Regions from separate parts of the Mus musculus genome. Here regions 2, 3, 4 and 5 are each linked to region 1. Evidence: chromatin loops called from intact Hi-C (ENCODE). Cell type or tissue: heart. All regions are shown on one strand. Region 1 has its middle 4.6 kb from the start of Gm23194. Region 2 holds the start of Borcs6 (BLOC-1 related complex subunit 6). Region 3 overlaps Alox8 (arachidonate 8-lipoxygenase). Region 4 holds the start of Snord118 (small nucleolar RNA, C/D box 118). Region 5 holds the start of Aloxe3 (arachidonate lipoxygenase 3).

Evidence for each region. Hi-C counts contacts between places; a loop is a spot of excess contacts. Peaks named below come from ENCODE experiments on the same cell type or tissue, not always from the same donor. Only the 100,000 strongest peaks of a DNase experiment are listed, where the experiment ranks them.
Region 2: it touches region 1 in a loop (4-fold over the local background); 14 of 42 quality-filtered maps call a loop at or near these places.
Region 3: a loop joins it to region 1, with 7 times the contacts of the local background. A loop is called at or near these places in 34 of 42 quality-filtered maps.
Region 4: it touches region 1 in a loop (4-fold over the local background); 14 of 42 quality-filtered maps call a loop at or near these places.
Region 5: a loop joins it to region 1, with 2.9 times the contacts of the local background. A loop is called at or near these places in 11 of 42 quality-filtered maps.

Annotation. Positions count from the first base shown.
Region 1 is chr11:69,242,663-69,247,662 of GRCm38, forward strand. No RefSeq gene overlaps it. Among named protein-coding and RNA genes, the nearest start is that of Gm23194, 4.6 kb to the left of the region's middle. In heart, a CTCF peak has its summit at 2,453 (motif pointing left); a DNase peak (open chromatin) is centred at 3,179; H3K27ac peaks cover 885 bases.
Region 2 is chr11:69,057,332-69,062,331 of GRCm38, forward strand. Borcs6 (BLOC-1 related complex subunit 6) reads left to right here and starts at 2,444. Exons shown (of 1, transcript NM_028005.3): 1 at 2,444-4,245. The coding sequence starts at 2,467. The coding sequence ends at 3,549. n-TIaat4 (a tRNA gene) reads right to left here; the gene lies at 4,989-5,000. In heart, no CTCF peak of the experiment used is centred here; DNase peaks (open chromatin) are centred at 2,290, 3,300 and 3,910; H3K4me3 peaks cover 3,928 bases; H3K27ac peaks cover 3,070 bases.
Region 3 is chr11:69,190,721-69,195,720 of GRCm38, forward strand. Alox8 (arachidonate 8-lipoxygenase) reads right to left here. Exons shown (of 14, transcript NM_009661.4): 4 at 804-926. Among named protein-coding and RNA genes, the nearest start is that of Alox8, 4.6 kb to the right of the region's middle. In heart, a CTCF peak has its summit at 2,285 (motif pointing right); no DNase peak of the experiment used is centred here; H3K27me3 peaks cover 502 bases.
Region 4 is chr11:69,071,101-69,076,100 of GRCm38, forward strand. Tmem107 (transmembrane protein 107) reads left to right here. Exons shown (of 5, transcript NM_025838.2): 2 at 124-191; 3 at 274-374; 4 at 1,323-1,419; 5 at 1,646-2,193. The coding sequence ends at 1,715. It overlaps Snord118 (small nucleolar RNA, C/D box 118), which reads left to right and starts at 2,326; the gene lies at 2,326-2,462. In heart, a CTCF peak has its summit at 2,319; DNase peaks (open chromatin) are centred at 1,371, 2,091, 2,491 and 3,321; H3K4me3 peaks cover 2,325 bases; H3K27ac peaks cover 3,164 bases.
Region 5 is chr11:69,122,930-69,127,929 of GRCm38, forward strand. Hes7 (hes family bHLH transcription factor 7) reads left to right here. Exons shown (of 4, transcript NM_033041.4): 4 at 1-330. The coding sequence ends at 65. Aloxe3 (arachidonate lipoxygenase 3) reads left to right here and starts at 3,448. Exons shown (of 15, transcript NM_011786.2): 1 at 3,448-3,620; 2 at 4,397-4,601. The coding sequence starts at 3,474. It overlaps n-TRtct4 (a tRNA gene), which reads right to left and starts at 639; the gene lies at 553-639. It overlaps n-TLtag3 (a tRNA gene), which reads left to right and starts at 1,312; the gene lies at 1,312-1,393. It also overlaps n-TQctg6 and n-TKctt27. In heart, CTCF peaks have their summits at 98, 644 (motif pointing left) and 2,514; DNase peaks (open chromatin) are centred at 642, 992, 1,322, 2,492 and 1 weaker place; H3K4me3 peaks cover 3,782 bases; H3K27ac peaks cover 1,921 bases; H3K27me3 peaks cover 574 bases.

The DNA of each region.
Region 1 (5,000 bases):
GATGCAGGAAGGCCCGCCCCTATGTGGGACACTGCATTCCTTGAGCTGGAGTCCTTGTACTGAGCAAAAAGGAAGGGGGCTGAGCTGGGCATGGTGGCGCACACCTTTAATCCCAGCATTTGGGAGACAGAGGCAGGCGGATTTCTGAGTTCGAGGCCAGCCTGGTCTACAGAGTGAGTTCCAGGACAGCCAGGGCTACACAGAGAAACCACCCTGTTTCGAAAAACCAAAAAAGAAAGAAAGGGGGCCGAGCACCAGGTTCAGGTCTCTACCTCCCAACCACCCGTTTATGTTATGTCCTGGCCCCGCGCAGACCCTAACCAGAGGAAAGCTTCGCTATTCATTCCCCTTAGCCTGACACAGAGAAGCCTTTGCCACTCCCACGGGTCTGAGGCACTGTGGTCCTTAAGCTAGACAAACCCTTGTCAACAACACACCTTCCTGTAGGACTTCACACTCCTTACACTTCAGCCAGGGCTTCCTCGGCCCCAACACGTATTTAGAAATTATTCCGTAGGTCCAAAATGTTACTAAAACTCCTTTTTTTTGTTGTTGTTATTAGTTTTTGTTCTGTTATTATTGTATGTGTTCGTGATGTGTGTTTTTTCGGGGGTGGGGAGGGCACACATGTGACATGGAGCTTGGGTAGAGGTCAAAGAACAACCTTTGGCATCCCTTCTGTCTCTGCCATGGTGATTGAATTCGGGTCATCAGGTATGCTGCAATGTCAGTATTACTAATTTTGTAAGAATGACTACTTTAAAGCTTTTGCATTACTTTATTAACTTGTGTGTATGCGTGTGGTACAGTCTACTTGTGGAGATCAGAAGACAGCATCCACATGTGGTTCTTTCCTTCTACTATGTGGGGCCGGGAGATTAAACTCAGGTCATCAGGTGTGGTGACAAGCACCTTTCCCTACTGTTCCATCTCAACAACCCTTACAATTTTTTAAAAATTTAATTTAGAATTGACTTACTTAGAAAGGCCAGCAGTACTTCTCACCTTCCACAGAAAGTCTGCTTACATCTCCCTTGTTGGACACAGCCCCTCACAGTCAGGGAAATTCCACCCAATCCTTCCACACCTTGGATGATAATGAGGTATGATTTGGAACAATCATGAGACTGATTTGGAATCATTGATAATTTCCCAATGATCCTTTATTAAACGAGTCCTTGCATGATGTAGTAAAGATGAAGGGAAGATTTTTTTAAAAGATTTTATGTATGTATGTATGTATGTATGTATGTACATATGTATGTATGTGAGTACACTGTAGCTGTCTTCAGACGCACCAGAAGAGGGCATCAGATCCCATTCCAGATGGTTGGGAGCCACCACGTGGTTCATGATGGGAAAAATAATGGGAATTGAACTCAGGACCTCCTGAAGAGCAGTCAGTGCTCTTAACCATTGAGCCATCTCTCCAGCCCCTGAAGGGAAGATTTAAAAAAAAAAAAAGTTTTAGTAGGAAAGCATATTTAGCAAAAAAATTTCTAGCCAGGCGGTGGTGGCGCACACCTTTAATCCCAGCATTTGGGAGGCAGAGGCAGGCAGATTTCTGAGTTGGAGGCCAGCCTGGTCTACAGAGTGAGTTCCAGGACAGCCAGGGCTACACAGAGAAACCCTGTCTCAGAAAAAAAATTTTTTTTCTATCTTAGCCATTCTAAGTGTGCAGTCCAGTGGCATTGAGAACATTCATTTGTGCAGTTGTCACCACGATCCATCTCCAGAAGTTCTTTTCCTCTACTGAAACTGTGGCCCATTAAACAGGGGCTCCTTGTCATGGTCCAGTCTCCTTTTTACCCCTGTGAATTAGATCATATGAGTAAATAATATTTGTCCTTTTAAAATGTATTTGTGTGTGTGTATGTGTGTGCCAGAGTGTGACAGGTTATGACAGGTAGTGGTCTGAGGACAACTCATTAGAGCCAGTTCTCACCTTCCACCTTCTGGGACCCAGGGATCCAACTCAGATCTCTCTGCTTGGGAGCAAGCGTCTTTACCCACTCAGCCATCTCACTGGGCCCACCCTTTCCTCTCTAGGTGTCATGTGTACAAGGTTGTCCTACACTGTAGCAAGGATCACTGTTTCATTTCTTTAAAAATTGTTGTTATTGTTGTTGTTTTGTTTTTCAAGACAGAGTCTCTCTGTGGAACAGCCCTGGCTGTCCTGAAACTTGCCTTGAAGTCCAAGCTGGCCTCGAACTCACAGAGATTCCCCCTGCCCTCTGCCTCTGCCTCCAGAGTACTGAGATTTTTTAAAGTGCCACCCATGCCTGGTCCTTAAAATAGTTTTATTAGTTCTTTGAGAATTTCGTACCTGCATACAAATTATTTTGATTATATTCAAGTTTCAATCCTCCCCTTCCAGGTCTATTCCCAACCCATCTTCCCTCCCAGATTTCATTTCTAATTTCTGCTGCTCTGATACTCTTGGGTGTGGCTCCCTCTTCTGGAGAGTGATGGACCTAACAGAACCACATCCTTTGGAGAAAATTCTGTTCACCCAGAAGTCATCAACTGTCAGTAGCGCCTCTGCTTCAGGTAGGGTTTTGTTTCTTTATTTCTTTCTTCCTTCCTTCCTTCCTTCCTTCCTTCCTTCCTTCCTTCCTTCCTTCCTTCCTTCCTTCCTTCCTTCCTTCCTTTCGTTCTTTCTTTCTTTCTTTCTTTCTTTCTTTCTTTCTTTCTTTCTTTCTTTCTTTCTTTTTCTTTCTTTAAAGCCTGCATAGAATTCCGCTGTACAGACACACCACACGTTTTATCTGTTTGTCTATCCACCGTTGAGTTGCTTTCACTTTGTTGCTGTAGAGACTAAAGCTACTGCAAACTTAACAAAGAATTCATTCTTTGGAGCGTATAACTAAGAGTGGAATTTCTGCATCAAACAGTGATTTGAGGAGCTGACGTGCTGGGTTTTCATTTGAACTTATTTTATTTGCAGTTGCTGCACTGTTTTATACTCAAGGGGTGGAATGTTTTAAATCTATCCTGGTCTTCATTCCAAGATGACATAGCCCACTGTGCAGCCACCACACTCACCCCTCTCACTTATACTCCTTATCTGATCATTTGTATTCAACCTGTAATGTACAGAAACAGAACTGGTCCTCTTATAGGAAGGGTGGGGCCAAGGCTTAAAGCCAAGTTACCAGAGGGCAGAATTATAATTAAATCCAAAGACTATAAATAGCCTCGGCTGCCCAGGGAAGCACAGAAGAAGGTCTGGGTTCCTCTTTCTATGGAAGGAAAGGGAAACAGTCTTTCTTCCTGCTTCTCAGCCCCTCTCCTGGGTCCCTCAAAGTCACGGAAGAATTCACAGAAGGAATTCATTTCTATTTGTGGAATCACTGCTGCAGCAGATAAGAAAAAAACAGTCTTTAAAAGAGGCAAAACAACTCGTGTGTGTGTGTGTGTGTGTGTGTGTGTGTGTGTGTGTGTGTGACTAAGCCCAGGGCTTTACAGGCAAGAAGCTGGAAGTGAGCTATAACCCCCAAACCCCAAACAACTTTTGAAACAAAGAAGGTTGGCTTGAGACTGATCCAAAAAAAACGTATTCAGTTAGAGTTAAAACAAAACAAAACAAAATAAAAACAAACAAGCAAACAGATACAATACAACACAACACTGAAGCTAAAGTAGAGGAGGGTAGAAACCAGGAGATTCCATTCCACTATAGTTTATACTGACTACAGAACAGTGAGGAAGTGACATAGAAATATATACATGTCCACTTAAATGGAGAGAGAGAGAGAGAGAGAGAGAGAGAGAGAGAGAGAGAGAGAGAATCAGGAGGCCCTGGCTTCTACCATGTCCTGCATAGCTGGGTCCTAATTGGGACAATGACAGACACTCTTACAGAGCGGCTGGGACTAGGAGACTGTGCTCACCCTGACAGAGGACACTCACTACAAGACAGCCTGGGTGAATTTGAACTTATTACATACAAAGCAGGGAAGAGTTGGCTGGTTTTAGTAGGGGTCTCTGTGGCGTGGCGGTGACAGACTTCAAACATCTAGGAAAAGGAACCCGCAGTGACTTCTTGTCCACACTGCCGACTTTCCACCATGGACCAGTGGAAGGATCCGCCAGTTCCCTGAGCCTGAGGCAGGAGACTGCTTTGCCAGCTCCCATGAGTCTGGCACTGGGACCTCGTCAATAGGACACTCGGGGCTTCCTCTGCTTCCTGCAGGGTTAAAGCCCCAGCATCCATCAACCAATCAGTAAGTAATTTAAAATTATCTCTGTGTTTTCTGACCACAGAAGCAATGTATATTCCTCGTGCAAATCAAAGCATACAGGAACATTATAACTAAAACCAAAAGGCCTTGCCAGACGACTACCGTTAACAGCTTATACACGTGTCAGTGTGTGTGTTCAGGAGTGTATGTGTGGAAGCCGGAGGCCAATCTCAAGTGTTGCCCTTCATGTAGAGAACATCTTCTCTTTAAAAACCCCCTTGCTTTACTAACTGAGATTTTCCATGCATTGTATATTCCTGGATTCACCACATATTCCATGCCCACCTAACTTTGTGTCCACTCTTTTAAACCCATGGAGTCCACACCTAATCCAGGACAGTCCCTGGAAGGTGTTAGGCCAAGCAAGGGTCATCCTCCAGCCCCACTTTCTCGCTCCAGCCCTGTTTGCTCAGGCCATATTTATTTCATATATGTGGGAGAGCAGTCAGTGCTCTTAACCACTGAGCCATCTCTCCAGTCATACTCTTAAAGAAAGCCATCTCCTCCTTTCTCAATAGCTCCTCAGCTCGGGGTGGGACACCTCGGTCGCCTCCTCAGTCCATGCTGGCATCTTGTACGACTTGAACTTGTGCAGATCTCGTGCATCCCGTCAGTCACTGTGGGTTCATACATGCAACTGCCCTGCGGCGTCTGGAAAACAGTCGTCCTGTCATCCACTGTCTCTGGCTTCCACACTCTTTCTATCCCTCCTTCCACAGTCATCCTCGAGCCTCGAGAGAAGCGATGTGCATTGGC
Region 2 (5,000 bases), 190 kb before region 1:
GTTCAAATCCCATCAACCACATGGTAGATCACAACCATCTGTAATGGGTTAATATGTAATGGTGGGCAGCTACAGTGTAATCATATATATAAATTAAGTCTTTTTTTTTTCCTTTTTGATTTTTTGAGACAGGGTTTCTCTGTATAATCCTGGCTGACCTGGAACTCACTCTGTAGACCAGGCTGGCCTCGAACTCAGAAATCCACCTGCCTCTGCCTCCCGAGTGCTGGGATTAAAGGCGTGCGCCACCATGCCCGGCTTAAGTCCTTTTTTTTTTTTTTTTTTTTTTTTTTTTTTAAAGCAGCTTGTGTTTAAAAGTATAAGGAGGGTTGGTTGGGACTGAGAAGTCAGGAGAATAGAGAATTAAACAAAAAAGAAGTTGCTGTGGTCATGGTGTCTCTTTTATAGCAATTGAAACCCAAACTAAGACAGGTACTTAGACAGGGAAATAGAATATACTGTTATGGAGAGCCAAAGGGGAAACTAGGAGGATTAAATGGATCAAGGAAGGAAGGAAGGAAGGAAGGTAAAGGAGGAAATATGGGGAGGGACAGCTAACACTAAAGGACATTTAAAACCATATGGAAACCTACTATAGAGGCTCCCTAAGACATGTACATATACAAAAGGAATCTAAATGGAGTCACCAAATAGGGAAGACAATGTCCCAACTAAACCTTATGACACCAACTAAAATCTCCACTATCACACCAAATGTCATCTTATTTTGCACACCTTTGGCATGAAGAAGAGGAGGAGAAAGTAATTATAGTAGCAGTAGTAATAGTAGTAGAAAACAAAAGACTTGCAAAAGATGGCTTCTTTTGAAGGAAAAAGAGCTCAAGAAACGAGCAAGGAACACAAGAATAAAGACAGGGCTGGGCATGGTGCCGCACGCCTTTAATCCCAGCACTTGGGAGGCAGAGGCAGGCGAATTTCTGAGTTTGAAGCCAGCCTGGTCTACAAAGGCCCAGGGCTACACAGAGAAACCCTGTCTCGAAAAACAAACAAACAAACAAAACAAAACAAATTTAAAAAAGAATAAAGACAGGGTGAAGGGATGCAAAAAAAAAAAAAAAAAAACAGGAAGATTCTGCAATTACTAGCCACAGTGATTGTGCACACTTTCCACACAGGATTCAGTTTCAAAAACAGGAACAGGTGTCCTTCTGCCTTTAACCCCAGCCAGAACTTGGGAGGCAGAAGCAGAAAGATCTCTGTGATGTGAGTTTGAGGGCAGCCTGGTCTACAAAGCTACTTCCAGGACAGCCGGGGGTATACAAAGATTCTAAACCAAGGAAGAATATTAATTCATTGTTTTGCTAACTAGAAGGGTCCCAGAGCTTTGGCTGTGTTGCAGTTGACGACTTTTCTACCATTTGATTCCTGTCCCACGGCCCTTGGAAAGACTCTCCATCTGTTACAGAAACCACAGTGCCCTGGGAATGTGGCCCGGGGGTCCTGAATCTTCGATCTGGATGTTGTTAATCCTCTCCCTTCTCATTTATTTTAGCCCTGGTGTCTTCTCTCTGTCCTTCCCCCACACTCCGTACCCCAGCGTTTCTTGTTTATATCAAACCTCTTTGCCTCTGAGGTTTCCTCCCTCTGTCAGCAAGCTGAGTTGATGCCCTTGATAGTTCCCATCAGAGACCTTTCCCGACCGAGGCCTCATCTAACTAGTCCTTCTTACTCTCAATCACAGCCCTTTATTTTCCCGAGCGTGCTTATCAAAACGTCTGATTCTTTCACCTATGGAATATTTTCTCTTGTGACAACAAACAAACAAACAACCCTCAATATTATCCTCCAATGAGAGAAATGCTCTACGCAGAGGGGACAGGAGGCCGAAGAGTGACAAAAGCACAGGAAAGTCCACGACCTGCAATTCCCCTGCACAGTGAGTCACTCTGGGCGCTTCAACGATCAGTCTGTCAATGTTTCAAGGATGGAACCAATCAGCCCCGTTCCGCTGGGAATTCCGGCTTTCTCTCTCTTGGCGCTGCTGTTTTTCTTTCTCGGTTTTCTAGCTCGGTTCGGTCCAACCCTGAGCATCCAAGAACCCCTAGAGCTTCCAAAAACGATCCCCGGTGGAGTGCGACTGCTCGGCGGTAATTCCGGACGACACCACCGTGGACATAGAGCCTAAGCTCCGCCCCGGTGGGACTCCGGCGCTCCGGGGCTCGGGTCTTTTAAGACCCGCCCCCTCAACTTTCCGAAGGGGCGGGGCCCCGCGCACAGCTGTCACCCCGGAGCTGCCACCCGACTGGCTTTCACTTGTGTTCTGCAGTTCAATAACAGCCCTCCTCCCGGAACTTCCTGGGGTGGCGACCAATCACAGAGCTCTTCCTGTCCGGACCATTATCATCCGGCTGCCAATCGGCGCGCCTCCGCCAACGCCCCTTAAAGGCGCCGCCGCTGACCGGGGAGCCCGGCGGACGACTCGCGGTTCCGGCCCCCACCCTCAGTATGGAGGCCGCCCAGGGGCGGCTCGGGCCGGAGCCGGAGCTTTCGGTCGGAGCTGAGCACCAGGCCGCGACTTTCAGCGGCAGGCCGTCCCGAACGCCCTCGAAGCCGCCCTCAGTCCGGACGCTGTCCGGGGAGGAAGAGGCTGAGAGCGTTGGGGTCTCGAGCCGTCATCCCCGAGCGTCCCCAAAGACTTGGAGCGGCAGCATCGCCCATGGGCCGGAGCTGGACACTTGGGAGGACAAGCCGAGCTCCCGGGCGACGCCGTCAGGGGCCCGGGGACGCCGGGGGGTGCCAGGTTCCGAGCACGCCCCGCCCCCGTCCTCCTGGTACCCGGAGCCGGAGCCCAGCGAGGATCAGCCCTCCGCTCTGAGGGTCTGCCGTCGAGGGAGCCCCGGAGGCGTCGAGATGAATGTGGAGCTGCCGCAGCAAGAGGGTGACGACGACGACGACGAGGACGAAGAGGCGGCGGCGGGTAGGGCTGGCCGCTCCTTCCCCAGCCGCCTTCAGGACAGCCGCAGCCTGGACGGGCTGAGTGGGGCGTGCGGTGGAGGGGGGTCTTCATCCAGTGGCGAGACCGGCGCGGGCGGAGGACGTCGCGCCACTATCTCCAGCCCCCTAGAGCTGGAGGGCACGGTGAGCCGCCACGGCGACCTTACTCACTTTGTGGCCAACAACCTACAACTCAAGATCCGACTGAGTGGCGCCCCACCACCCGTTCCCCCTGCCTCTGTGCGGCCCTGCCTAACGCCCGCACCCACCCCCACCATCCCTCCCATCGACCCGGACGTGCTGAGGGATCTGGAGCGGCTGAGTCGCGAGCTGGGCGGCCGGGTAGACCGTCTGCTTCGCGGGCTGGGTGGTGCGGTGCAAGAGCTGACAGCGTTGAGTGTGGGCTGTATCCAGACCTACCGCGACGCGGTGGACTCCTTAGGTGAAGCCGTGGACATGAGCATTAAGGGCATGTACACCTTACTTGCGCGCTGCGAGGAGCTGGAACGGGCTTTGCAACCGGTTCAGGGGCTGGCACGCCAAGTCCGAGATATCCGACGCACGCTGGAGGTGTTGGAGGCCCTATGCAAGTGACCAGGAGCATAGAGGAGAGACCATGCGTAACCTGGCCAGACCAGGGTCCAGTAGGACCCTCAGGATTCTTCAAAGAGCCCTGGTGGAAACTGCTTGCTGAGGGGATGCCTGTACGTTAGAGGTTCTTCCACAAGCGTTTAGGAGGCCTGTGCCCATTCTAAGCCTATGGAGTGTGAATGGGGAAGTTGTGAGGATTCTCCTGGTGAAAAGGGATGTAGCTCTGCTTTTATTCAGTTGGCCATCTATAGCTACCCTGTTCTTCCTGACCCTTCTCCCTAAGCTAGAACACCGTCCATGGGAATACAGGCCCTTAGATCTCTGCTGGAGGGTGGGGCAGACACGAATGTGTGATCAGAGAGACCTCAGCCCCGCTGCGGCTATCCGGATCCCAATGGTCACACACCTCAAGTGCCAGGGGCTTTAGGAACTTGAGCGGTTCTTGCCCACACACCATGCGAGGGTGAGGGCGCAACATCTGCATAACCTCCCGCTTCTTTCCTCTGGTCCCCTAAAATGCCACGGGGTGGAGGAGCACATTTCATGATGGAGGGAGAGCGGTGGGGGGCACGGGGGAGTGTCTCACTGCTCTCAGGGTTCCGGTCGAATTGTTACTGGTTTTGAAGCCCACCTGTTGTGGAGTATTCTAATTAATTTTGGCTTTCTGAGTTTTTGTGGAATTAAAGTGCTGCTGCTGCTAAGGCTGAGCCTGTTTTTTTGTGTGGGGTCGAAGGGGTTGAAGAAGCCAAAGGAATGGGAATGAAGGCCCCTGTGGCTCCAGAGCTCCCGGGAGTGGGAACTGGGAGTGTGGGGGAGGAAGTCTTAAGTTAGATGGAGGAGATGCGTCAGAGCTGAGGGAGATCATAAAGGGCCCGAAGAGCCACTAAAGCAGAAACACGAGCAAGGGTCTTGAGGGGAAAGGGCTTCTCTGCTCCCGATGGATAGATAGACACTGGGCAGATTGGTTGTCTTGGTTATAGAGGAAATATAGAGAAATATAAACTCTTGACAGCTCTATCCTGTGCTGATCAGAGTTCTGTATAATGATTTTAGACAATCGTGTCCCAATGACAAAGGCTGTCTTCTTACAATTTACATAGTATGTTCGTTCAGGAACTATATGTTATAATCATAAAATATCCCACACTCCAAGACATTCCCACATTTTTACAGCATTCCAGTATATTTGTTTAGTTCGAACTGTTTCAGTATTAGAAAGACAGCTGTATGAAGTTTTCTTAAATGTCTCCTTTTCAGAAAACGATTAAAGCTGGCAAAGCCACCTTAAGAGGTGAACATTGGTGCTCACTTAGGCAGCTAATATACTTAGAGGTGAACATTAGAAATAAAATCAAACTGGGAGAATTTCATATTTTTATCTCATAATAGCTTAGGGGAAAGTAATATTGAACAATTGCTTTTGTTTAAAAAGATAAGCACACTGGCCCGTACGG
Region 3 (5,000 bases), 52 kb before region 1:
ACCAGGTGGTACTGGTTTTGAAGGCAGGAAGGGGTCATGAAGAGTGGCTGAGGCTTGGCACTATGAGAGGCCATGGAAGGCCATTGGTGAAGGTGCAGCCTCAGTTGCAATTTATGGCCCAGGACTGAAGGGGTCAGGCAAAGGAGTTAAGGCTTGGCATCATGAAGAGAGCCTATGAGACGCTATTGGTGAAGCCTAGTTGCAGTGGAAGATAGCAGTGTTTTGGAGATGCCAGCACCATGAGATGACCACCACGAACAGTGGCAGCGGTGGAGAGCAGGCTGCTGGAGTCTTGAAGACAAGGTGTGTACTACAAAGGGCAGGGCTGGAGAAGTGACCCAAGCCCTTGGGGGAACCCAGAAGATCATGAGTGGTTCCTAGACATTGGACGGTTAAGAGTTTGATTTTGCTGTTGATTGTGACTGTGCCCTGATATTTTTCCCCTCTTGAAGGTAGAAAGTATTTTAGTGGAGCCCACAGTTAAGAGACTTTGAATTGTAAAAGGACTTTGAATTTTAAAAGATATTGGATATTTTAAAGGGATTGAAATTTTAATATGTAAAGCCTGTGGGACTTTTAAAGTTATTTAGATCGTGGGGATGAATAAGAAAGTAAGGGTTGAGGATTACTAGTGATGTGTTTGTGTTGTGTGTCAAGGTGTCCTGACCTGCTTGACTTCCAGTCCTGACTTCCTTTGACGATGAACGGCAATGTGGAAGTGTAAGCTGAACCCTTTCCTCCCCAACTTGCTTCCTGGTCATGATGGTTTGTGCAGGAATAGCAACCCTGACTAAGACACTCACGCGGAGTGGGCTTTAAAGAAGAGTTTGGCATTCTTCATCGCAGAGTACTTGATGTTGAGGTCCAAGTCTTTCACAGTCTCGTGGTCAAGGCAGCGAGGCCAACCTTCAATGTAAGTCTTCCAGCTAGAAGTGGGACAGACAGGTGAATGATCAGCAGCAGCTTCAGGAGCCCTTGCATGGAGAGAGAAGAATCCCTGCCCCAGGGGACCCTGGCCACAGCCAGCCCCCTTCTGCCAGGAGGGGCTCTCCTGAGACCCTCCCTTCTATGCTCACTGGGTTGGATAGAAGCTACATGTCCCCACAGGGAGACTTCTGAGCATATGACCTAACTTGGGTCAACAGGAGGAATGTGAGGTTGGAGCCCTGGGGTCTCTTAAGTGTCTGGATTATAGTGTGTAGATGTCGGGAACGTGACCTAGAAAGGAGCTTAACATTTGGTGTTTGGGTCATTTAAAAATTAGTCTTTTAGAGTTGAGGCCAATGTAGTGAGACCCTTTCTCTAACCAAAACAAAATTTAAAAGGCTGGGAATATGGCTCGCAGTAGAGCACCTGCCTAAGATGGACAAGGCCCTAGGTTCAATCTCCAGCATAAAAAAACTAAAACTAAGGGGCTGGAGAGATGGCTCAGCGGTTAAGAGCACTGACTGCTCTTCCAGAGGTCATGAATTGGATTCCCAGCAGCCATATGGTGGCTCACAACCATCTGTAATGAGATCTGATGTCCTCTTCTGGCCTTCAGGTGCACATGCAGAAAGAGCTCTCATGTATAAAATAAACTTTTAAAAAAAATCTTAAAAAGTAAAAATTAAACATCAAAAATTACTGCACAGCCTGAAAAGATGGCTCAGCGGTTAAGAGCACCGACTACTCTTCCAGAGGTCCTGAGTTCAATTCCCAGCAACCACATGTAATGGGCATGGCTCACAACTATCTGTAATGGGCAACCAATACAGTCTTCTGGTGTGTCTGAAGACAGTGACAGTGTACCCACATATATGAAATAAATATGGCAGGAGCAGCAGGGCTCGAAGAAAAAGTTCCTGCACTTGTTAAGCCTAACGTGTTTGACCTCCACATGCATATGATTGGTTGTGTTCATACACACATAACATGTAAAAAAATTAATTATAGGGAATTTTTTCTTTTTCTGTTTTTTAATTTTTGAGACAGGGTTTCCCTGTGTAGCCCTGGCTATCCTGGAACTGGCTCAGTAGATCAGGTTATTCTCAAAATCAGAGCTCAGTCTGCTTCTTCCTCCTGAGGGTTGGGGATTAAAGGCATGCACAACACTGCCCAGCACACATTTAAAAAAATAAATAAAAATAAAAATATTAAGATGGCCCTGGATATAAATTAGTAATGTGTGTTTACTCAGAATGCAAAAGACTTAGGTTCAATAACCAGTATTCAACAATTTAATAATGAAAAATGTTTTAGATTTGAGATTTTGATGTCAACGGGCAGGTTGCAATTAAAGTGTTCTGCCACCAGGTGGTGGCCAAACTCTTTGTCTCAAGCAACCCAGTACTGGCTTCATGTGGGGAATCTTGGTAAAATGGAGATTCTCACTTGGTAGGTATGAGGTGGGCCTGAGTGCTTGCCTTCTCTGACTGGCACCAAGAAGATGATAATGCTAGGGTTTGAAGCCTTACTTCAATTGTAAGTGCTGAGGGTCCACACTGAGAATAGATGGGGAACAATGCTAACAGCACACATTTAGGCAGGGCTTAGATTTCATGCTGTTGAGTACTTTTATTTTTGTAACAACAACACTTCTGCTCAAATTCTTGGCCCAAGAGGAACCACTCAGAATCATCAGGACATGGGAACCAAGGAACAGCTGGGGACAGGCTCCTTCAGGTTTCTGTCTGCTCCCTAGAACTGACCCTGTGCCACAGCTCTCCATACCCAAATTCATCCTGGAGAGAACTAGTCTCCCAGGAGTATTGACGCTCAGGCTTGCAGGAGGGACAAGCCACAGTTAGAGACAGCAAGACCAGCTAACACCAGAGATAACCAGAGGGTGAGAGGCAAGGGCAAGAACAAAAGCAACAGAAACCAAGGGTATCTGGCATGATCAGAACCCAGTTCTCCCACCACAGGGAGGAGCCCTGTATACTCCAACACACCAGAAAAGCAAGAGTGAATTAAAGTCACAGATCATGATGATGATGATAGAGGACTTTAAGAAGGACATAAATAACTCCCTTGATGAAATAAATACAGGAGAACACAAGTAGAAACCCTTAAAGAGGAAACACAAAAAAAATCCTTTAAAGAATTACAGGAAAACCCAACCAAACAGGTGAAGGAATTGAACAAGACCATTCAGGATCTAAAAACTGAAATAGAATCAATAAAGAAATCACAAAGCAAGACAACCCTGGAGACAGAAAACCCAGAAAAGAGATTAGGAGTCATAGATGCAAGCATCACCAACAGAATACAAGAGATAAAGAATCTCAGGTGCAGAAGATACCATAGGAAACATTGACACAACAGTCAAAGAAAATACAAAATACAAAAAGCTCCTAACCCAAAACATCCAGGAAACCGAGGACACAATGAGAAGGCCAAACCTAAGGATAATAGGTATTAAAGAGAATGAAGATTCTCAACTTAAAGGGCCAGTAAATATCTTCAACAAAATTATAGAAAAAAATCCCTAACTTAAAGAATGAGATGCCCATAAACATACAAGAAGCATACAGAACTCCTAATAGACTGGACCAGAGAAGAAATTCCTGCTGTCACATAATAGTCAAAACACTAAATGCACAAAACAAAGAAAGAATATTGGAAGCAGTAAGGGAAAAAGGTCAAGTAACATATGAAGGCAGACCTATCAGAATTACACCAGACTTCTCAACAGAGACTATGAAAGCTAGAAGATCCTGGGCAAATGTTATACAGACCCTAGAGAACACAAATGCTAGCAAAACTCTCAATTACCATAGATGGAGAAAACAAGATATTCCATAACAAAACCAAATTTACACAATATCCTTTCATAAATCCAGCCCTACAAAGGATAATAGATGGAAAACTCCAACACAAGGAGGGAAACTATACCCCAGAAAAAACCAAGAAGGTAATCTTCTTTCAACAAACCTAAAAGAAGATAGCCACACACACAAATTCCAACTCTAACAACAAAAATAACAGGAAGCAACAATCACTATTCCTAAATATCTCTTAGCATCAATGGACTCAATTCCCAAATAAATAGACATAGACTAATAGACTGGATACATAAACAGGACCCAGCATTTTGCTGCATACAGGAAACACCCCTCAGTGTCAAAGACACTACCTGGGAAACAATTTTCCAAGCAAGTGGTCCCAAGAAACCAGTTAGAGTCGACATTCTAATGTCGAATAAAATCAACTTTCAACCAAAAGTTATCAAAAAAGATAAGGAAGGACACTTCACACTCATCAAAGGAAAAATCTACCAAGATGAACTCTCAATTCTGAACATCTATGCTCCAAATGCCAGGGCACCCACATTCATAAAAGAAACTTTAGTAAAGCTCACAGCATACATTGCACCTCACACAATAATAGTGGGAGACTTCAACATCCCACTCTCATCAAAGGATAAATCATGGAAACAGAATCTAAACAGAGACACAGTAAAACTAACAGAAGTGATAGACCAAATGGTTTTAACAGATATCTATAGAACATTTCATCCTAAAACAAAAGAATATACCTTCTTCTCAGCACCTTATGATACCTTCTCCAAAATGTACCATATAATTGGTCACAAAACAGGTCTCAACAGATACTAGAAGATTGAAATAATCATATGCATCCTATCAGATCACCCCGGACTAAGGCTGGTCTTCAGTAACATTAAAAACAACAGAAAGCCCACATACACATGGAAACTGAACAATGCCCTACCTACTCAATGATAACTTGGACAAGGAAGAAATTAAAGACTTTTTAGAATTTAATGAAAATGAAGGCACAGCATACCCAAACTTATGGGGCACAATGAAGGCAGTGTTAAGATCAAAACTCATAGCTCTGAGTGCCTCCAAAAAGAAACTGGAGACAGCATACACTAGCAGCTTAGCAACACACCTGAAAGCTCTAGAATAAAAAGAAGTAAATACACCCAAGAGGAGTAGACGACAGGAAATAACCAAACTCGGGGCTGAAATCAACCAAGTAGAAACAAAAAGAAC
Region 4 (5,000 bases), 170 kb before region 1:
CCAGCTCAGCTCAGTCCACTCACACAGGGTCCGTTCGTTGCTCCGTTCCCCGGCCCCTTCCCAACTTGTCCCCGCAGCCCCATTCCTCTTTTGACATTTCTTTCTTTCTGCCCGGCTCGCCAGGAAAGCAACATCCAGGCTTGCCTGCCTCTCAAATTCACCCCGGAGGAATACGAAAAGCAGGACAACCAGTGAGCTCTTGGGGCGGGGTGAGAGTGCAGGGGTCTTCAACAGAATCCAGAAACCTTGGTCCAAGCCCTTTTCTCTCTGCAGGCTGGTAGCCGCGCTCTGTCTCACCCTGGGCCTCTTTGCAGTGGAGCTGGCTGGCTTCCTCTCAGGAGTCTCCATGTTCAATAGCACCCAGAGCCTCCTCTGTATCCTTTTTATTTGGCCATCGTCCTCAGGTGACTCATCCCAGTTACCACTCTTTCCACCTCTGTAGGCCTTTGGGGCACAAGTGTCTGCTCTACATGGTAAACCGAATCTCTCTCTAGGTGAGAGGTTTTAGACACTGTTGGGGAATTAATAGACTTCAAACATTCGTTAAATCCGGATGTGAGCCAGGTTCTGGCGATCCCTGGATGGGAGTAAAATCATTTTATCCCGTTTGAAGAGGTGGCAGACAAACATCTGTAAATCAGTGTGATTAAACAGTATGCTTGTAGGTGTGTGTAAAATACAAAGCACTATGGGAACTCAGAAGGGACCAAGAAAATAGAGCCCAGGTGTGGTTCTGCAAGCCTTTAATCCTAGTGCACGGGAGGCAGGGGCAGGTGAATTTTTTGGGTTTTTTTAAATCTTATTTTACTTATATATTTAGGTTATCTAAGACAGGGTTTCTCTATGTAGACCTAGGCTGTCCTGGAACTCAGTAGACCAGGCTGGCCTCGAACTCCGAAATCCACCTGCCTCTGCCTCCCAAGTGCTGGATTAAAGGCATGCACCACCACTGCCTGGCTTGTTTTGTTTTGTTTGTTTGTTTGTGTTTTTAAAAAGGTAGCTCTTTACTCTTGAATTGTGGACAAGGAAGACCAGGGCACTGGAGAAATCCCCAGTGTATCAGATCTGTAGGTATTCTTGTGTGGCCTAGGGCATATATGACATTAACCTTCCCAGAAGTGTACAGAGTGTACAGGGAGAGGTCCTATCAAAGCAAACTCAGCTCTGGTCTCTTACACATAACTGTCCATAAATTCAGAAGGCATTGGCTGCCAACTCTGGCGCTTGTCTTAAGGGAAGGGTACAAGCTGAACCCAAGTCCAGGTACCAACGGGGCCCATCACGAACCGATTACTTTCCTTGACCCCCTCTGTATTGTTAAGCCATTGCAGCCCACTGTAGCGCGTCTGTGGCCCTGTCTTTCTTCGTATTCGAGCGATGGGAATGTACCACGTACTGGTACATTTTTACCTTCTGCAGGTGCCCTAGCACCCAATATTTTGGAATGGGGGGGGGTGGTGGAAAATCGATCCCAAATCTGAAGGTTTCCCCCACCTAGACCTTTCCTGCACATGTGAAATTGGTAGAGTTTTGAAGAGTCATACCCACCCTAACCCACCCGCATATAAGGTTTGGAGGTTCAAGTGTTTGGGTTGGAAGGGGCTCTAACTCCCCCCCCTCCCCCGCGGCCCCGTACTTTTCACAGCGCCTTCCCAGCTGTCACTGAAACTGCATTATTCATCGCTGTCTTTGGGCTGAAAAAGAAACCCTTCTGATCACAATCCGGGTGTAGGGACCAAGGCTGGAAAAGTGATGAAGCTTCCTCCCACTGCTGCAAGAAAAAGGCAGAGGCTTCAGTTTTCTCTCGCCCAAGTCCCTTGCTCCTCCCAACTGCGGCTAAGCAGAGGATGGCAGTGTTGGAATAAGATCTCTCAAATCTTGGATTATAATTTTATTAGAGTTTTGTAATAAAATTTATTTTATAACAAGAGCAAGGCGTATACTATTTTTCAGAAGACCATTGGATGGGCCAAGAGGCTGGTATAAATAAAGGCTTTTATCTTGTGGTTAGGGCTAGAAGTAATGCTTCTATTTGGGTTTTTACGCTAGAAGCTAGGCGGAAGTGAGTGGGCGGGGATATGCAAATAACTATCTCACATAGCGCTTCTAATTTGCCGCGTGTGAGGGGAGCATTCTGGGATGGTTTTGTTTCTCCCTTTTTGTGCCGAATGGAGAATAAAATACTTCAAACGACTTGCAAATAGATATTATTCTTGCGTTGCAAGAACTGTAAGTCACTGGGCTCGTGCTAAAGTGACGTATTCTCACCCTTCCTTTAATAGGAAATGTCTCTACTTATTTAGCAATGGGCTCCCTCTGCCTTTTATCGTCAGGAGGTTAATCCTTACCTGTTCCTCCTTTCGGAGGGCAGTAGAAAATGATGATTGGAGCTTGCATGATCTGCTGATTAGCATTTCCATGCAATCAGGACCTGACAACATCCTGGTTGCTCCTATCTGATTCCCTGGCGATCACACTTTTCCAATGTGCTGATTGGTAGACCTTTACAGCCAGACTGTGTGCTGTTTATAATTTGTCCTAAACTGGCCAGTCATAGTTTTAAGGTCTTCACTTCTATGGTAAACAATGCCATCAAGGTGGCTGTTGGTTGTTTGCCCAGCTCCTGGAAAGCACCCATGGCCACTCCTTATGCTTGCCAGGAGGTGCTTTCTGATAATTCCTTAACTATTACCTAAAGCATCTCTTGTCTTCTTCCCCACATTCAATTTAATGATCTCCTTACCATAGGCAAAGCCCTGTTAACAGTACTGAGAAAATAGATGTGATATGACCTATACTCAGCTTTGGCATACAGAGACAAAAAAGTTTTACAGTACTCCCAGACTTATTTAATCCTGTAAACTGTGGTACATGCTTAAAAAAAATAAGTTTCAGAGTCACCAAAATGTTACATATGTCTCAGCTATTGCTGAGAAACTTAAGTACAGCTCTGGGAGAAGCCCACACCCACACCCTTGCATTTGTCTTACTGAACTTGGAAAACATTTCTTTTTCCAGGAGCCTTACTGACAGGTTGCCAAACCGAACTCTTACTTAAATTAAACAGTGTGAACTTGCAATTAAGTAGGTTATATTTACACTGAAGATACAGCTAGCTCACTGGTAAGTGCATACTTGCTATGCCTTGAGGCCCTGAGTGAAATCCTCAGTGTCACAAACTTAAAGCAGCCAGGAATGGTGATCATGCCCACAATACCAGCACTCAGTAGACAGAAGCAGGCGGGCCACAACTTCAAGGCCAGCCTGGTCTACGAAGTGCGTTTCCAGCCAGCCAGGGCTGAGTAGTAAGTACCCTTTCGCCAACAAAACAATAGGAATTACTGCCCCTTGTAGGGATGGACAAGTTGGCCCAGCTCTTGAGCAATGCTGTGAAGAGGGTGGAGCAGCTCGGGATGGAGGCTGAGCACAGCCTGAGAAGTTCCCCAAGCAGCTGCAGGCTTGAAACAGTTCTGTCTGCTGAATGCTTAGCATCACCCTCTGTTACCTGGATTGTGAAGTACAGGCCCCTTTGACCCCAGAAAGTCTGCTCCTTTTTGTAGGCAAATCTCTCAAAACACCTCCCCACCCCCACCCCCAGAGACAGGGTGGTTTCTTTGTGTAGCCCTGGCTGTCCTGGAACTCACTCTGTATGTAGACCAGGCTGGCCTTGAACTCAGTAATCCCCCTGCCTCTGCCTCCCAAGTCCTGGGATTAATGGCGTTCACCACCACCAGCTGTCTCAAAATACCTTTACGAAGCAGTGAATGTAAGAGAGCTGAATGTGAAGCCCATACAAACTTCCTTACAGCACAGCCTCCTGGTTGTCAGTCTGGCACACCTCCCTCTGACATTTCATGGGTTTCTGTTTCACAAGGTTATGTGCACACTGGCTCTAGGGTTTTACATACACATACATGCTCCCTTCAGCAGCACATATACTAAACTGGAAGGACACAAAGAGGATTACCATGGCTTCTGTGCAAGGGGACACATTCCCAAGGCATTTCATACCTTTCAGTGACATTTTTCTGTAATTTAAAGACACTGCATAGATATGTGGTAGGAGGGCAGATATCAAAAACAGACAATTAAAAATATCACAATTAGGGCTGGTGAGATGGCTCAGTGGGTAAGAGCACCCGACTGTTCTTCCGAAGGTCCAGAGTTCAGATCCCAGCAACCACATGGTGGCTCATAACCATCCTTAACGAGATCTGACTCCCTCTTCTGGAGTGTGTGAGGACAGCTACAGTGTACTTACATATAATAATTAATAAATCTTTAAAAAAATATATCACAATTAAACATGGGATAGCTCCTGTAAAAAATAAAGAAGGTAATAGAAGTCTGGCAGGAGGGTGCACATCTTTAATTCCAGCGTGGCTCTTTTTCAAAAAGAGAAAGAAAGGAAAAGAGAAAAGAAAGGAAGAAAGAAAACAGATGAAGGTAACGTCAGCGTAGATTAGTCCTAGGAGTGTTGGAACTGTGTTACGTTGTCACCAGCAGAATCCACTCAACAAGAAATCATTCAGGTAACCCAGAAAAAACCTTCATGGTTTTTGTCTCTTTCATACAATACACAAAATAATAATTTCGTAGAGCTTTTTGTTCTGTTTTTTTTTTTTTTTTTTTTTTTTTAAAGATTTATTTATTTATTATTTTATTTAAGTACACTTTAGCTGACTTCAGACACACCAGAAGAGGGTGTCAGATCTCATTACGGATGTTAGTGAGCCACCATGTGGTTGCTGGGATTTGAACTCTGGACCTTCGGAAGAACAGTCGGTGCTCTTAACCACTGAGCCATCTCTCTAGCCCCTTGTTCTGTTTTTCAAGACAAGGTTTCACTGTGTAATCTTGGCTATCCTGGAATTCGCTCTATAGACCAGGGTGGCCTCGAACTTAAAGAGATCCACCTGCCTCTGCCTCACAAGTGCTGAGAGTAAAGGTGTACAACAAAATCACCCCAGAATTTCATAAATCTTAAAGAGATTTGCTGC
Region 5 (5,000 bases), 120 kb before region 1:
GACAAGACGGGGCGCCCAAGGCCCCGTCACTCCCACCGCCCGCGTTTTGGAGACCTTGGCCCTGAGCTTTTGGGGGCTGGGGCGGGGATTGGGGGTGGTGTAGAGACTCCAGTCAGAGGGCAGGAGAGGGATCCGGGCGAGGAGGGCAGCGGGGCGCGCGGGCTCAGCGCGCGGGTGAGATGTGGTCTATATTAGAGTATCTATATAAATATATATTTTCCCATCCCTTTTCCCTGTCCCACTTCCCTGTGTGTAGCATTGTACTCTCTCTACCCTAGTCCAGTCCCAGTCCCTTCCCGAGTCCCTAGTGCATGGAATAAAATCGTTATTAAATCCCGGTGTGTCCCCTAGCCAGGGGCCTGCCTTTATATTGGCGCCACGCCTACTTGCCCATACCCTTCTCCCACCTTTAGGCCTGCTCTCCACGGCCCAAGCCCTGGGGGAGACAGGTAAGTAAAGAGCGGAGCGACAGACTGAGGTTGGAGCTGAACTTTATTTGTGGGTCTTTAAATTTTTTAAAAGCCAAGAAAAGATTAAAATGAGTAATAAAACCGACTCTGGTGGGATTCGAACCCACAACCTTTGAATCGCTTTCTCGTCACTAGAAGTCCAATGCGCTATCCATTGCGCCACAGAGCCACATGGCGGGCGGCGCCTCCTTCCGGCTTACGGACACCAGTATAGGAAAAAAAGGGGTAGCGTGGGAGGGAGAGAGAGAGAGACAGAGAGAGAGACAGAGAGACAGAGAGACAGAGAGACAGAGAGAGAGAGAGAGAGAGAGAGAGAGAGAGAGAGAGAGAGAGAGTGTGAGTGAGAGAGAGAGAGAGAGTGTGTGTGTGAGAGAGAGAGAGTGTGTGTGTGTCCGTGTGCAAGGAGATGGGGCGGAGCGTCATAGGAGCTAGAGGTGACAGCCTCAGGTCAGCGGAATGAAATGTAGTGTATGGAAAGCGCATGAGCTAGGTGACAGGAAGGGTGGATGCAGGTGCGAGAAACAGAGAGGGAGACTAACGAAATTTGAGCTCCCCAGCAGTGCAAAGCTCGGGCTGCTTCTTGCGTAAGCTACCAAGCTCAGACTTGCTCGGTTCCCAGATTTGATCTCACTAAATAAACTTGTTTTGTTGTAAATCTCTGTGTCTTTGGGACCATTTGTTTCGCTTCTTTACAATGTCGTTTAGCGCCTCGGTGAGTCCTCATTTCGGGTTTGAAATATACAGCAACAAAAGAAATTCGGGTCAGTTCGTGGCTGTGAGCGTTGAGAAGACTTCCTTCTACTCTCTTAGGAAGACGACGGGAAATAGCAGCTTCCATGCGGGTAGCGTGGCCGAGCGGTCTAAGGCGCTGGATTTAGGCTCCAGTCTCTTCGGAGGCGTGGGTTCGAATCCCACCGCTGCCAGGCCAGAGTTTTTCTCCTGAAGGCCTCTTTAGTTTTATGAGAACAAGCCACTGCTTGGCTATGAACTTTGGCTTGTCAACAAAACCCAAGATTGCTTCCATATTCATAGACAAGACGTGACAAACATTGTTGAAATAAGTATTCTTATACACTAATTCAGCGCAGATCTTGGTGTATATAAGTGTAATTTAAAAAATTATACTAGAATATCTGTAACAGACATACTAAGCATGAAAAATTACAAACAAATATATTTATTATGTTGATGTACTAGCAAAATGCTAAGGTTCCACCGAGATTTGAACTCGGATCGCTGGATTCAGAGTCCAGAGTGCTAACCATTACACCATGGAACCCCCTCTTCTGTAGTGCTCTCAGAAATTATATACATTATTCTATATCCCATTTTGCATATCACTCCATTTATTCAAACAAACCAAAACAAACACATGAAGCCAACTACTAAAATGTGATTATTGAGTACCTGAAATATGAGTGCTTTCTTCTAAACATGAAAATTAAGGAAGATAATTTAAAAATTCGTTAAAATGCGGATTTTAAAACACCAATTAGGGTTAAAATAAGATTTTCAAATATTGTAGTAAATGAAGTATATTATTAATATTAATAATATTAACTTCCCCATTTTCTTTTTACTCTCTTTGATGTATTCCTCGTTTGTATAGCTAGTACTTTAACGTAATGCTGTTCCCTCTTCTGATTGTTCGGAACTTACGTTCAATTTACATTTCCTTTTAAAAAGAATGCAATTACTTTGTTATTATAGAGCTATTGTCAAACAAGACAGCCTAACAATAGTGTTTGTAAGTGCAGATTCCCACAAAAAGCTAAGCGCCCGAACAGGGACTTGAACCCTGGACCCTCAGATTAAAAGTCTGATGCTCTACCGACTGAGCTATCCGGGCTCTTAGCAAAGCTCTCCACTTTTGCCTAAATGAATTTATTATGATACCTACGTATTCTTGTGTGTATTTAAAGGATGAAGTTCGTTTTTGTCCGAGACTCTGACTTACTGAAACCTAGTCGCTAACGCCTCGGCTTTTATTAGAAGTTAAGGAGGGCAGGAGCGCCACTCAAGCAGGAATCTAGAGGTGCCTAGACCAGCCACGCGGGGCCGCTGCGGGCCACAGGTTTCCCCGGTAGAGTCTATTTTTTTTCTTCCCTGGTCCTTGTGACCTATATCTTGGACACCTAGGGCATACAGGGTGCCTCCCACGGTTCAGCAGGCTGGCTGAGGGAGGACCTGGAGCGTAAAGAATGTCACATGAGGGCCTCCAGATGCTGTCGGGCAGGCTTCCACTCACTTGGCAGGCAGGTCCTATCTCAAAGGAGTGATTGAGGTCGGGAATAACAAAAACTGGAGACAGAGAGAAGACTAGACTTTAGGAGGAGATGGGTGGGTCGGTGGCAGGAAGGAGAACATGATGGCCTTGTCACGTGCTAAGATGTGTGTTATTCACTTGATTGTTGATGAGGTCACCTGGCATTTATGAATTGGTGCAGCTTTCCGATGCACGGTGTGATTCACGTGGGTGATTCACATGTAGGAATTCTGGTGTTCTGGTGCCCATTTCTGGTTTGGAAATAGGAGGAAAAGGCTCTAGGTGGAATCTGGGGAATGGGTGAACATGGGCTTCAGGACATTAGTCAAGCCACTGATCAGACACAAAGTAGTGTCCCAACACGCGTCACCTCCTCCCTGTCTTCCACTTGCCACTTGGTCCCTCCTTCCTTATTCCCTCCCTCACCAATGGGCCCAGGCTTCTGATATCCATCTGGATGAGCCAGCCAGAGGGACAGGCTGTGTCAGAGGCATGCAAACAAGTATTAGGGTGCAAGTCGGTGGGTGGGGATAGTACTCCCGAGCTACCAGCGGAGCTGCCGTGAGAGATCGAGAAAGAGAGAGAGCGCGCGCGAGCCCAGGAACGTCCTAGAGCTGGATCCTTCCTCAGGCCCACCCTTCCCCAGCCCCCAGCCTCCTGCCCAGGAGCTGACTCTCTCTTACCTGTAGCGTACCTTCTCTAGGCTAGCTACTGGTTTGGGGTTATTGGGTCCAGTCATGGCAGTATATCGGCTGTGTGTGACCACTGGTTCCTACCTGAAGGCTGGCACATTGGATAACATCTATGCTACATTGGTAGGCACCTGTGGTGAAAGCCCTAAGCAGAAGCTGGATCGCGTAGGCAGGGACTTCGCCTCTGGATCGGTGAGTACAGAGGAGAGATGGGGAACCTGAAGGAAGTGAGGATTATTCTTGTTGGATTCGTCAAGTCCTGCTGAACTCAGGATGCCTGCTATGTCCTGTGATCATTTTCTTTGACATCCCTGACTTTTGGGAGACGATAAACCATACCAATTGTTCTGAGACAGGGCTGTGGGGAAGGGCATTTGGAATGGATTCTGGGGACTTCCCCTAACTTCCTGGCTTCTCCTATCATTGTTGTTATTGTTATTATTTTCTGTGGTTTTTCCAGACAGGGTTTCTCTGTGTAGCCCTGGCTGTCCTAGAACTCTCTGTGTAGACCAGGCTGGCCTTGAACTTAGCAATCTGACTGCCTCTGCCTCCTGAGTGCAGGGGGAATTAAAAGCCACCACTGCCTGGCCTGGCTCCTCCCCTAATTGACACTAGGCTTTGACCAAATTGATTCCTCTGATCAGATCATGGGTCTCCTGTTCTTTGGGAGGGGTCTGCTTTGTCGGTCGCTAGTTTAGTTTGCTAATGACCCTACATGAAAGTGAACTACTGGCAGTGAGGGTAGGAATCCCTACAAAAATTCACTCAGGCACTGAGTATGGTGCCTGCTCCTCTCTGGATGGAGACGGGCTCTTTCTCTCAATCACACAAAGGAACCACATGGATCAACGACTGCTCAGGCCAATATCCCAGAAAGGTAGCGGTGTTGATGCACACTTCAGAGTGCAAAGATGTCCTCGACAGTTCCTGGTTGCTCAAAGGCCTGCTTGCTGCTTCCCTCACTCCAGGTTCAGAAGTATAAGGTGCGCTGTGAAGCAGAGCTGGGTGAGATCTTGCTGTTGCGCTTACACAAGGAGCGCTTTGCTTTCTTCTGCAAGGACCCTTGGTACTGCAGTCGAATCTGTGTCACTGCCCCCGATGGCTCTGCTGTCCACTTTCCCTGCTACCAGTGGATCGATGGCTACTGTACTGTGGAGCTGCGGCCAGGAACAGGTGGGCAAGGGACAGAGACTGCACAGTACTGCAGAGGCTTCGTGTGAGGTTAGGAATGGAGTCTCACAGAACTCGGCGCGTAGGGAATGTGACTGGGGTTAGGAATGCCGGGATCCCAAAGCAACAGTGTCTGATAAAGAGCACTGCTAAAGTCCTGACATGCAAGAGCTTCCTGGGTAGTGTTTATTGTTCTGGAGGTACACACAGACAGGCTCACACAGACAGACGGACACAGATAAGCACACACAGAGAGACTCACACTCCCATAGCAGGCAGCTAATGGTATCCCTCTGCATTTCTCCAGAATATGGTCTTCTGGAACTCAGAAAGGAATAAACGTACAAGCTAGATCTCAACAGGTAGAAAAGCCATGAATATTTAGAGAATTAACCTGCAAAG